Regions from separate parts of the Homo sapiens genome. Here regions 2 and 3 are each linked to region 1. The links are chromatin loops, found by intact Hi-C in ENCODE. Cell type or tissue: PC-9. All regions are shown on one strand. Each heading gives the region's core, and the rest is flanking DNA. Links, peaks and the distances in the headings are about the cores only.

Region 1 (5,339 bases), core at 1,593-4,092:
TCGTGAGTAGCTGGGATTACAGGTGTGCCTTACCATGCCTGGCTAATTTTTGTATTTTTAGTAGAGACAGGGTCTCGCCATGTTGGCCAGGCTGATCTCGAACCCTGGCCCCAAGTGACTCCCAAAGTGCTGGGATTACTGGTGTGAGCCACCACACCGGGCCTCCTTAGTGGATTTTGATATCAGAGTTATGATAGCATCATCGAACGAGTTAGAGAAAATACTCCCTTTTTCTGTTTTCTGAAAGGGTTTGTATTATTGGTCTCATTTCTCCCTTGAATGTTCATAGAACTTGCTGGTAGAGTCTGGGCCTATAGTTTTCCTTTTGGGAAGATTTTTGGGAAAAACTGAATGCTTGTAGGGTGAATTAGTTACTATTGGCTTCATTTGGTAATTTACAGCAATAAAGAGATGAGCTCAAAAAAGAATTGGCTTATTTGCAAGTAGAAAAGGAATTTAATTATTTAATTTGAAAGGAAATTAAGAGAGCACAGAAATTCAGTACTTGCAGGTTTGGAAGATACAAGTGATTCTCATTTCCAGATGGTAAAAGAGAAAACTGAGAAGGCCTTTGAATATTAAAGTCTGATTAAAAATGCTTAGCTGCTTAAGCAAGGATCCCTTGAGGATGTGACCATACAGTCATTGTTAAAAACCTCTGGATGAGTTAAAGTAGTGTTTATTAAGTCCTTTTAGCTTGACAAAATGGTCAAGTAAAAGAAAATAAGAATGCTATCAAACCTGATAGGTTTAAGTATCTGAACTAACTTAAATGAGGGAGAATTGTTTTCAAAAGAATTGTAGGTATGGCTATTACTACAGGCAGCGGACTAAACCAAAATAAATAAAAAGTCAAGTATGTTTTTGAAAAAGAACTTTACTTCAAAAATACCACAGCCTGGACTAAAATCGTCTATGACTGTTGGCCCCCAATTTCTATAGGAAGGAAGCATAAAAAGAAAGCTGCTCAGTTCCTAAGAAAGACATATTTTCCAGTGCCTTCTTCAGCACGACCAAGGAGGATAATTGAAAAGGAATGACATCCTGCCAGAGAGAAGACCAAGGGCCAGGGTGAACAATGGGTTGAGGAGCCCATTAGTATTAGCGAAATCAAGGGCTATTCAAGAAATATTCCCCCTCCCCAGAGTAGGAACTCCTTGTAATCATCTGCCCAGTGAGATTTTAGAATTGCATTTTCCATCCTTCTCTTTTCCAAATGGGAGGGTTTATTGGAATTATTCTGACCCTGTTTCACTATTGTATATTGTATATGTATTGGGGTGGGTGGAACAAATAACTGTTGTTATAAATTCATAGGTGTCTAGGTGAAAATCAACCTCATCTGGACCTGATGTAGAGATTAAGGTATTAGATCTTCGACTTAGAGCTCAAGTCAGTGACTTTATGGAACTTTAAAAGTTTTTTTCCTTGGGGAGGAGGTAAGTATATTTGTATGTGAGAGGGTACAGAATCTGACAGAAAATTGAGCAGAGCTAAAGGGAGAATTAGAGAACTAGAGGATAGCTCAGAAGATATTATCCAGAATGCTTTGAAAAGAGACAAAAGGATGGAAACTATGGAAGAGAAATTAGATATATGAAGGAAAAACTAAGAGAATTTATCATTCATTTAGTTGGAGTTACATAAGGAAAGGAGAGCAAGAATGGGGCAGAGGCAGTATTTGAAGATGAAATGGTTGCAAATATTTCAGAATGAATTAAAGAAGCCCAATAACCCCAAATAGGATAAATAAGAAGAAATCTATCCAAGATACATTCTAGAAACTGCAGCAAATAACAGGCAAAGAGAAAAATATTAGAAACACCAGAGGGTAAAAGTAGATTACTTTCAAAAGAGCAACAGTTGTACTATCACTTGGCTGCTTAACAGCAAAAATAGAAGCCAGGTGACATGGACTGGTACCTTAAAAGGGCTGACAAAATAGCTGCCAATCTAGAACTTATACTAAACAAAAAGTATCTTTCAAGAATGAGGGCAAAAGAGACATTTTTCAGAAAAACAAAAGCTGAGAGAATTCATCTCTAGCTCATTACAGGAAATTCTAAAGGATGCATACTTCAGACAGAAGGAAAGTGATCCCAGAGGCAAGACCTGAGATCCAAGAAGGAAAGAAGAGCAGAGAAAGTGGAAAACATATGGGCAAACCTAAACAAAGACCTATTGTATAAAACAGTGACAATAATGTCCTGGTAGGTGTAAAAAATTAAAATGCACAGCACAACAACAATATAATCCAAGAGGGGGATAAATGGATTTTAAATGATCCTCGCGTCATCTAGGATCAGGATAAAGATGTTTAGTAATTTCAGTTTTGATAAATATGCATGTGGTAATTCCTAATATAACTACTAAAAGAATAAAAACAGTATATTATTTCAAAACCAATAGATGAAGGAAAAGAGATGATAAAATACTCATTCTTTACAAGTTGAGAATTAGGGACACAACAAGGAGGATGTTAGGTTTTCTGGATTTAGCAACCAAGTGGGGATACTATTCATAATTGATTTGGGAACAGGAAAAAGAGAAAGTGTGGAAGGAAGATACTGAGTTATGTTTGGGACAGGTTGAATTTGAGGTGCTTGAGGGACAGCCATTAAGTTTCCTCTTGGAACTAGGGCAGCAAGTTTTCTTTTTAAAACCATTTTTTGTACCTTTTTGAGCTAAAGTGATTCTTAGCTCTTTCTGGATTTATGAATTTGCCTAACAATTCTGAGCTCCATTAGGCTGTGCTTTAGTGAAGTATATTTTTAACAGGTTTCCCAACAGTAAGTTAGGGGAAAATTGTGAACTTGATGTCTCTGGAAGCCTTTAAAAATAAGATGCTTTTCTATTTTAAAAGATTTAGGTTTGCCTTCCTTCAAGAGGGCTGGACTTCTCCAGGTGTCAGTCTTTCTTTTGATATTTAGGAATTTATTCTCTGCTCTTCTCTGCCATCTGGTGGCAGATGAATGGAACACTGCATTTGGAAGGAAAAGAGGGAATTTGAGCTTTTTATTATAATTTATTTATTTATTTAGGGGGGACAAGTGCAGATTTTTAAATATGCACATATTGCATAGTGGTGAAATCCAGGCATTTAGTGCACCCATCACCGGCATAGTAAACATTGTACCAAACAGGTAATTTTTCAACCCTCACCCCCCTTTCACCTTCCCACATTTTGTACTCTCCAATAGAAATTCGAGCTATTTTAAAATATGTAACTTGATGAAGAGAAGCAACATATGGTTGTGTGTGTTTGTGAATCCAAACTTTGAAACCATCAAATCACAGCAGTAGTTTTAGGGCACAGAAATTGTGGTATTTTCTTTATTCTTTACTCACTCTTCTCTTACCTTCATTGCCCTGCCTTACCATCTGGTATTTCTTTTCTTTTTTTTTTTTGATAGAGTCTCGCTTTGTTGTCCAGGCTGGAGTGCAGCAGTGCGACCTTGGCTCACTGCAACCTCTGCCTCCAGGGTTCAAGTGATTCTCATGCCTCAGCTGCCCGAGTAGCTGGGATTAGAGGCGCACAACACCACGACTGGCTAATTTTTTTTTTTTTGGTAGAGACAGGGTTTCACCATGTTGACCAGGCTGGTCTCGAACTCCTGACCTCAGGTGATCTGCCCACCTCGGCCTCCCAAAGTGCTGGGATTACAGGGGTGAGCCACCATGCCCAGCCCCATCTGGCATTTCTAACCTTATATATAGGGCTAAGTAAGCTGAGTCATCAAAGTTAAAATCGTCCTTCGGCACTTTGGGAGGGCCAGGCAGGCGGATCATGAGGTCAGGAGATCGAGACCATCTTGGCTAACATGGTGAAACCCCGTCTTTACTAAAAATACAAAAAATTAGCCAGGTGTGATGGTGTGCGCCTGTAGTCCCAGCTACTTGGGAGGCTGAGGCAGGAGAATGGCGTGAACCCGGGAGGCGGAGCTTGCAGTGCCGAGATCGTACCACTGCACTCTAACCTGGAGAACAGAGGGAGACTCTGTTTCAAAAAAAAAAAAAAAAAATTCATCCCTCAGCACTTCTTTTACTTAAATCAGTGTTGATTTTATGACCTTTTACGAATGTGTGGTCTTCTTTAGCTCTCAAAGATGTTGGTGTCCTAATCTCCAGAACCTATGAATATGTTACCTTACATGGCAAAAAGTACTTTGTAGATGTGATTAAGGTTAGGGACCTTGAATGGAGAGAATATTTGGGATTATCTGAGTGGGGACAATATAAACATATAATCTCTCTCCTGGTTGTAGAGGGGGGTTGGGGGTGGGGAGAGAAGGATGGCAGGAGGAGAGAGGGATGGAAGAAGGGAGGGATAGAAGGAGGAAAGGAGGGGGAGGGGGAAAAGAAGAGAGAGAGAGAGACAGACAGAGACGCATGGAAGAAAAGCAAAAGAAATCTGAAGTATGAAAGGAACCATTGTTGACTTTGAAGATCGAGAAAGGGGGCCATGAGCCAAGGAAGGTGGGTGGCCTCTAGAAAGACACAGATTCTCCCCGAGAGCCTTCAGAAGGGAATGCAGCCCTGCTGAAATTTTAATTTTTACCCACTGAAGCCTGTGTCAGACTTCTGACCTATAGAACTGTAAAATAATAAATAATCTTGTTTTAATTTACCATTTTTGTGATGATTTGTTATGGCAATGACAGAAAACTGATACAAAGCTCCACCTTGTGTTGATGAGTCTGGAACCTCCACTGGGAGAAGTGCAGAGCTAGCTTGAGTTTGGGCTAGTGGCAAACTTAGGGAACTTGAGGTAGAGACATAATAAACGGGTTTCTTTGGCAAATTTAATATTTCTTCTTTCCAGGTTATATTGTGACCATCAAGGCCCAACTACCCTATTATTTTACCCTCCTTTTTTTCTAGGTTACGTAGCTGCCTTTTTCACATTTTCCCTCCATTTTTCCTTGCCTAAATGCAGGAGTTTGTGATTATTTTACAAATATTGATTGAATGCCTATCACATACAGGGTTATTCATGGTCCCTTACATGGAAAGATTAATAATTTAGTGGGGACAAATAACAACAAACATTAAATAAAGTTTGTTTCCCCACAAGTTATCATTTAGTGGGGAAAACAGAGAAGTAACAAAAACATTTTCTCTCTAGCGTTATCAATTTATCCATCTGTATTGATTCATTCTCATCCCATCTTAGAAAAACAAACTATTTATTCCTTATGCCTCTGTAATCAGTACCCCATTTCTCTGCAATTATAACAGAACTTTGATTCCACTTCCTCAGTTCTCATTCCCTCTTAGCCTACCCTAATTACCTTTCTCCATCACTGCACTAAACATTTGTTTGTCAAGGTCACTAATGA
Region 2 (2,500 bases), core at 1-2,500, 110 kb before region 1:
TATAAGTGACAACAATGGAAAAACCACAGCCACTTTTAGTCCTTACACTGCGGGGAGGAAAGCTCCAATAGCTTCTGGCTATTTTTCAATTCTTAGTTTTACGAGGCAGGGATAATTTTTTTACTATATACTATTAATAACAGATTTTTTTTTTGAGACGGAGTCTAGCTCTGTCGCCAGGCTGGAGTTCAGTGACGCGATCTCGTCTCACTGCAGCCTCCGCCTCCCCGGTTCAAGCGATTCTCCTGCCTCAGCCTCCCGAGTAGCTGGGACTACAGGCGCGCGCCACCACACCCAGCTAATTTTCGTATTTTTAGTAGAGATGGGGTTTCACCATGTTGGCCAGGATGGTCTCGATCTCTTGACCTTGTGATCCGCCCGCCTCGGCCTCCCAAAGTGTTGGGATTACAGGCTTGAGCCACTGCGCCCGGCCACTAACAGATTTTATATCATGATGTCTTCTCGCCAGTCTTAAGATGAAAAAGCAAAATACGAAACAAGTAAAACCTCTCATCTGTCCTAACCGTTTTCTCCACCCTCAATACAGCTTCTTGGGAAGGCTGGTTTCTGCTGGACAGGGGAAAAACACCTCGGCTTGAATTCTGTCAAGGTCACGACTCCCCAGATCAACCAAGGACTTTAGAGACCGGCCTAGCGACGGTCACTCGACAGGTGACAACGCCCAGCTCGAGCCTCCGGCAAGAGGCGAGCGCCACCTCGCTCAGGGCTTCAGTTTTCCCGTCTGTGCAATGGGACCATCTGTCCCTCTCCGCTTCCCCAGGGGAGGCTGTGAGGGCTAAAGGTGTCGGCAGTCACATCTCTCAAACGAATTTGGGGCCGCAGAGTTCCTTTCAGGGTGTCTGGAACTGCCAAATCGCCCCTGTCCCTCCCACTCCTTAAGAGGACCCCTCACCGCCTCGGTGCCACCGTGACGCCTCAGCCATGGCGGACCTGCACTACACCGCCCGTTCGTTCGCCTGAGGCCGCGGCGCTTGCGCGCTAGTCTTGCGGCGCGCGCTGCCCGGCTCTGACGCCTGCGCGAGCCCCCAGCTCCTCCAGGGCGGCGAGCTACTCGACAAGTCGTCAGCGCGGCTGCGCCGCAGGAGCCCGGGAGGCCTTTCGCCCGAGGCGGGCTGCGGGCTGCTGGGGTCTGGTGCGGAGGGCCAACTTCTGGGAATAACCTGGCTGTGGGCTTAAAAATCGTAGTCATTCATTATCACGGGCTTCTCTCTCTCGAATACCTTTAACATTTATCGCCTTGTTAGTCTCCACATCCACCTCCGTGAAAGGTAGGTATTTTTGTCCTCATTTTAGGCCTGAAGAAACCGAGAAGCTGAGAAATGAAGTAATTCACTGGAAGTTGGGGCCAAGTCTTGGATGCCCAAGCCCAAATTCCTAACCGTGACCCTACGCTGCTGCTGCTGCTGCTACTTGCAGAAACTGGTTATTAACCGAGAGCTGTTGCTGGAAGTAGCTTCCACTCCCCTGCCCCCGTGATGTAAAAATAGATGAAAAACTCTGCAGTGATTATGTGAAAGGTCAGGCCGACACAGGAGTCCTGGGGCCCAGACCCACATCTGACCCAGAAGCTTTGCAAAGATGAGAAGGTTGGTAAACCAGCTATAGAAAAGGCCAAACTAATTTGGCTGTAAATTAAGGCAGCCAAAAGCCCTCCAGGATGTAAGACCAGGACGGATTCTCGTGTTGATAAAAAGGAAAATAAAATGGAATCCAGTCCAAAGGCCCCAGGGAAACCTGCAAAGAAAACCACTAACCAGTTTTGAAAGTAAAAGATAAAGCCACTTTTGTTATTTCCCTGAAAGAGATGTAGACTGCTGTCGATAAATGCTGTTTTATGTGTAGATAAAAAGCAAAACGGCCACACAGTAGTGAGGGTCAAAAACTACCATCGATGAGAGGAACAGGAGAGGCCTCGCAAAAGGCTGACAGCCAGTGAACTAGAAGCCCGAGAGGAAAAAAAGCTTTAGAATAGTTTTAACAAAAGGATTTGGGCTTTCCTGTACTGGGACTCTCAGCTGTTCACAAAATTATGCTTTCTAAAGTAACAGATTATCTGAAATTGAAATTATTAGAGGAAAAACACCCATATATAGGTAATCAAATTTACATAATTTTTTTTTTTTTAGAGATGGAGTCTCGCTATATTTCCCAGTCTGGCCTCAAACTCCTGATCTTAAGGGATCCCCAGCTCAACCTCTCCCAGCAGCTGGGACTACCGGGCTGTCAAATTTACATTAACTATGAGAATTAAGCAGGTAATCTCTAGAGACTATTCTTATTCCTTTGAGCATAACAGACTGAAAAATCCTGAAGAATTAGAAACCTGTTTGGTTAAAACAAAATCACAAATTCAGTAGATTCAGTCATGATTTAAGTTCTTGTGATTGCCTTTGAAGTGCAAACCATGGCAAGTCTAGCTTAGTTTCTAGAGGAATTGGCTGAGCTGTAAGTGAGCTTCACACTGTTCTAGAATATAACA
Region 3 (2,500 bases), core at 1-2,500, 140 kb before region 1:
TTTTGCCAAGTTCAAAATCTAGCCTTCTGCCTATTGAATAGTCAGCTTTCACTTCAGAATAGGTATCATTAATAATTGCCAAGAACATATTCTAGGGATAAGTATTCAAATAATTATTTCAATAAAAATTTAGTTTAAATGTTAATGACTTTAACAAGTTTTGGGTTTGTAAAATTATATTTAAATTTTAAAAGTAGGCCAGGTGCGGTGGCTCACGCCTGTAATCCCAGCACCCAGGAGACCAAGGTGAGTGAATCACTTGAGGACAGGAGTTCAAGATCAGCCTGGCCAACATGGCAAAACCCTGTCTCTACTAAAAATACAAAAATTAGCCAGGCGTGGTGGTGCACACCTGTAGTCCCAGCTACTCGGGAGGTGGAGGCAGGAGAATCTCTTGAACCCAGGAGGTGGAGGTTGCAGTGAGCCGAGTGAGATCGCACCACTGCACTCCAGCCCGGGTGACAGAGCAAGACTCCGTCTAAAAAAAAAAAAAAGAAAAGAAAAAGGAAAAACAACAAAAAAAATCAAATTTTAAAAGTAACCCATATAACCCATATGCTCAAAAATGGGGAGATGACTATGCAGACAATAAAGTAGAATAGAAAATGTGTAGTGTGTGGGTATGGGCAAATATGTTTATGGCAAATGAGAAAAGCAGAATGTAAAAGAATGCATATGAACTGGTTATATATACACAAATTAATATTACATAATGGAAGAAAATTTAGAATGAATAATTATGTGTTCATAAGGGCATTTTTTTGTTTGTTTTTGAGACAGGGTCCCACCCTGTTGCCCAGGCTGGAGTGCAGTTGTGCGATCTCAGCTCATTGCAGCTTCCCACTCCCAGGTTCAAGCGATTCTCATGCCCCAGCCACCCAAGTAGCTGGGATTATAGGTGTACATCACCACGCCTAGCTAATTTTTGTATTTTTAGTAGAGACAGCATTTCGTCATGTTGCCCAGGCTGGTCTTGAACTCCTGAGCTCAAGCGATCCGCCTGCCTCTGCCTCCCAAAGTGCAAGGATTGTAGGTGTGAGCCACTGCGTCCAGCCAAGGATGTTTGTTGTTACTGTTGTTTTTTAATTCTATGAAGCTGTTTAAATTTACAGTCTTACTACAGCTCCTGCAACTACTAATGTCCAGATAACACAAATGTAGAAAGGATATTCTTACCCCACCAGCTCACCTTTCACTGTGGCCCAGCTCTGTCACCCTAAGACTCTTGTCTGTCACCAGGGGATAACTTCCGTGCCTGACAAAAAGTGTTTTCATGGAGGACAGTACAGTGCCTTAACTAGAAAGGCAAGATTCCTTGGTTAGGAGGCCCAAATAGACTTGTTCTGAGTGCATGTGAGAGATCCATCCTGATAACTCCTGAAAACCACAACGTGGTAAGTGTTTAGCTGTAAGGGCCAAAAGCCATTGCAATATGGGCAGAATATTAATGGCCACATTCATGACTCATGGCATGCATTGTCCCAGCCTGAAGAGACTTGGGACATTCCAATTATTTATGTGAAGGATTTAGCACATTCCCGTCTAAAACACCCAGAAATTAACTACTGTGATTACATTCTGCAACTTGAAAACAGTCACTGGACTAGTGAACCTGGATTACTAGGGATCCACACAATTCTCAATAAATGTAAAGTACTCTGACAGCTGAGCAGAAATAATAGTTTATTCTAAATGAGTAATTTTACTTTTTATTCTAAAAAGTAAGAAATGAAAGGAATATGTATTATTCTTACCAGCAGGACAAAGAACACAAAAAAGATGAAAGTGATGAAGTAAATGGGTCCCAAGATAGGATTGGCTTGCTGAATACCAGCAAAATTAAAATCTCCAAGAACAATTCGAAATTGTGCAAATCTTTAAGAAAGAAAAACAGTAGAAAATATATACCTTTATGTACATACATGACAACTGATGGGAGTTACTAATGTCTCTAAGAGGATATCTAGCAGCATATGGTATATGCTTTCTGACTTTAATTATGTTAGTACAGAGTTGTGTAAAATTGGATGTAGAAAATTCCCCTAAAGGAAAGACTTAAGGTACCTCGATAGCTGAATAGGTAATGTAGGAAATGACCGCTTTAATGAATGTGAACTCAGTGTTCATCTATAACTTTTTTTTTTTTTTCTTTGAGACAGTCAAACTCTGTCGCCCAGGCTAGAGTGCAGTGGTGCTATCTCGGCTCACTGCAACCTCTGTCTTCCAGGTTCAGGCAATACTCCTGCCTCAGACTCCCAAGTAGCTGGGATTACAGGTGTGCACCACCATGCCCAGCTACTTTTTTTGTATTTTTAGTAGAGACAGCCTCACCATGTTGGCCAGGCTGATCTCAAACTCCTGGCCTCAAGTGATCCGCCCACCTCGGCCTCCCAAAGTGCTGGGATTACAGGCATGAGCCACCACACCCAGCCCACCTATAACATTTGAACCTGAGATACCTGTTTACTAACTGGTTTTGGCAGTGGCCTCCTTGGCCGGC

What was found. Hi-C counts contacts between places; a loop is a spot of excess contacts. Peaks named below come from ENCODE experiments on the same cell type or tissue, not always from the same donor. Only the 100,000 strongest peaks of a DNase experiment are listed, where the experiment ranks them.
Region 2: a loop joins it to region 1, with 2.2 times the contacts of the local background. A loop is called at or near these places in 8 of 110 quality-filtered maps.
Region 3: it touches region 1 in a loop (3-fold over the local background); 5 of 110 quality-filtered maps call a loop at or near these places.

Annotation. Positions count from the first base shown.
Region 1 is chr5:137,776,788-137,782,126 of GRCh38, reverse strand. No RefSeq gene overlaps it. Among named protein-coding and RNA genes, the nearest start is that of HNRNPA0, 25 kb to the right of the region's middle. In PC-9, for the core only: CTCF peaks have their summits at 2,774 and 2,973 (motif pointing left); no DNase peak of the experiment used is centred there.
Region 2 is chr5:137,887,936-137,890,435 of GRCh38, reverse strand. PKD2L2 (polycystin 2 like 2, transient receptor potential cation channel) reads right to left here and starts at 979. Exons shown (of 15, transcript NM_001300921.2): 1 at 914-979. The coding sequence starts at 944. PKD2L2-DT (PKD2L2 divergent transcript) reads left to right here and starts at 1,117. Exons shown (of 4, transcript XR_948815.3): 1 at 1,117-1,289; 2 at 2,148-2,276. In PC-9, for the core only: no CTCF peak of the experiment used is centred there; a DNase peak (open chromatin) is centred at 1,025; H3K4me3 peaks cover 2,473 bases; H3K27ac peaks cover 2,079 bases.
Region 3 is chr5:137,921,011-137,923,510 of GRCh38, reverse strand. It overlaps PKD2L2 (polycystin 2 like 2, transient receptor potential cation channel), which reads right to left. Exons shown (of 15, transcript NM_001300921.2): 9 at 1,755-1,875; 10 at 1-91. Among named protein-coding and RNA genes, the nearest start is that of PKD2L2, 33 kb to the right of the region's middle. In PC-9, for the core only: no CTCF peak of the experiment used is centred there; a DNase peak (open chromatin) is centred at 1,360.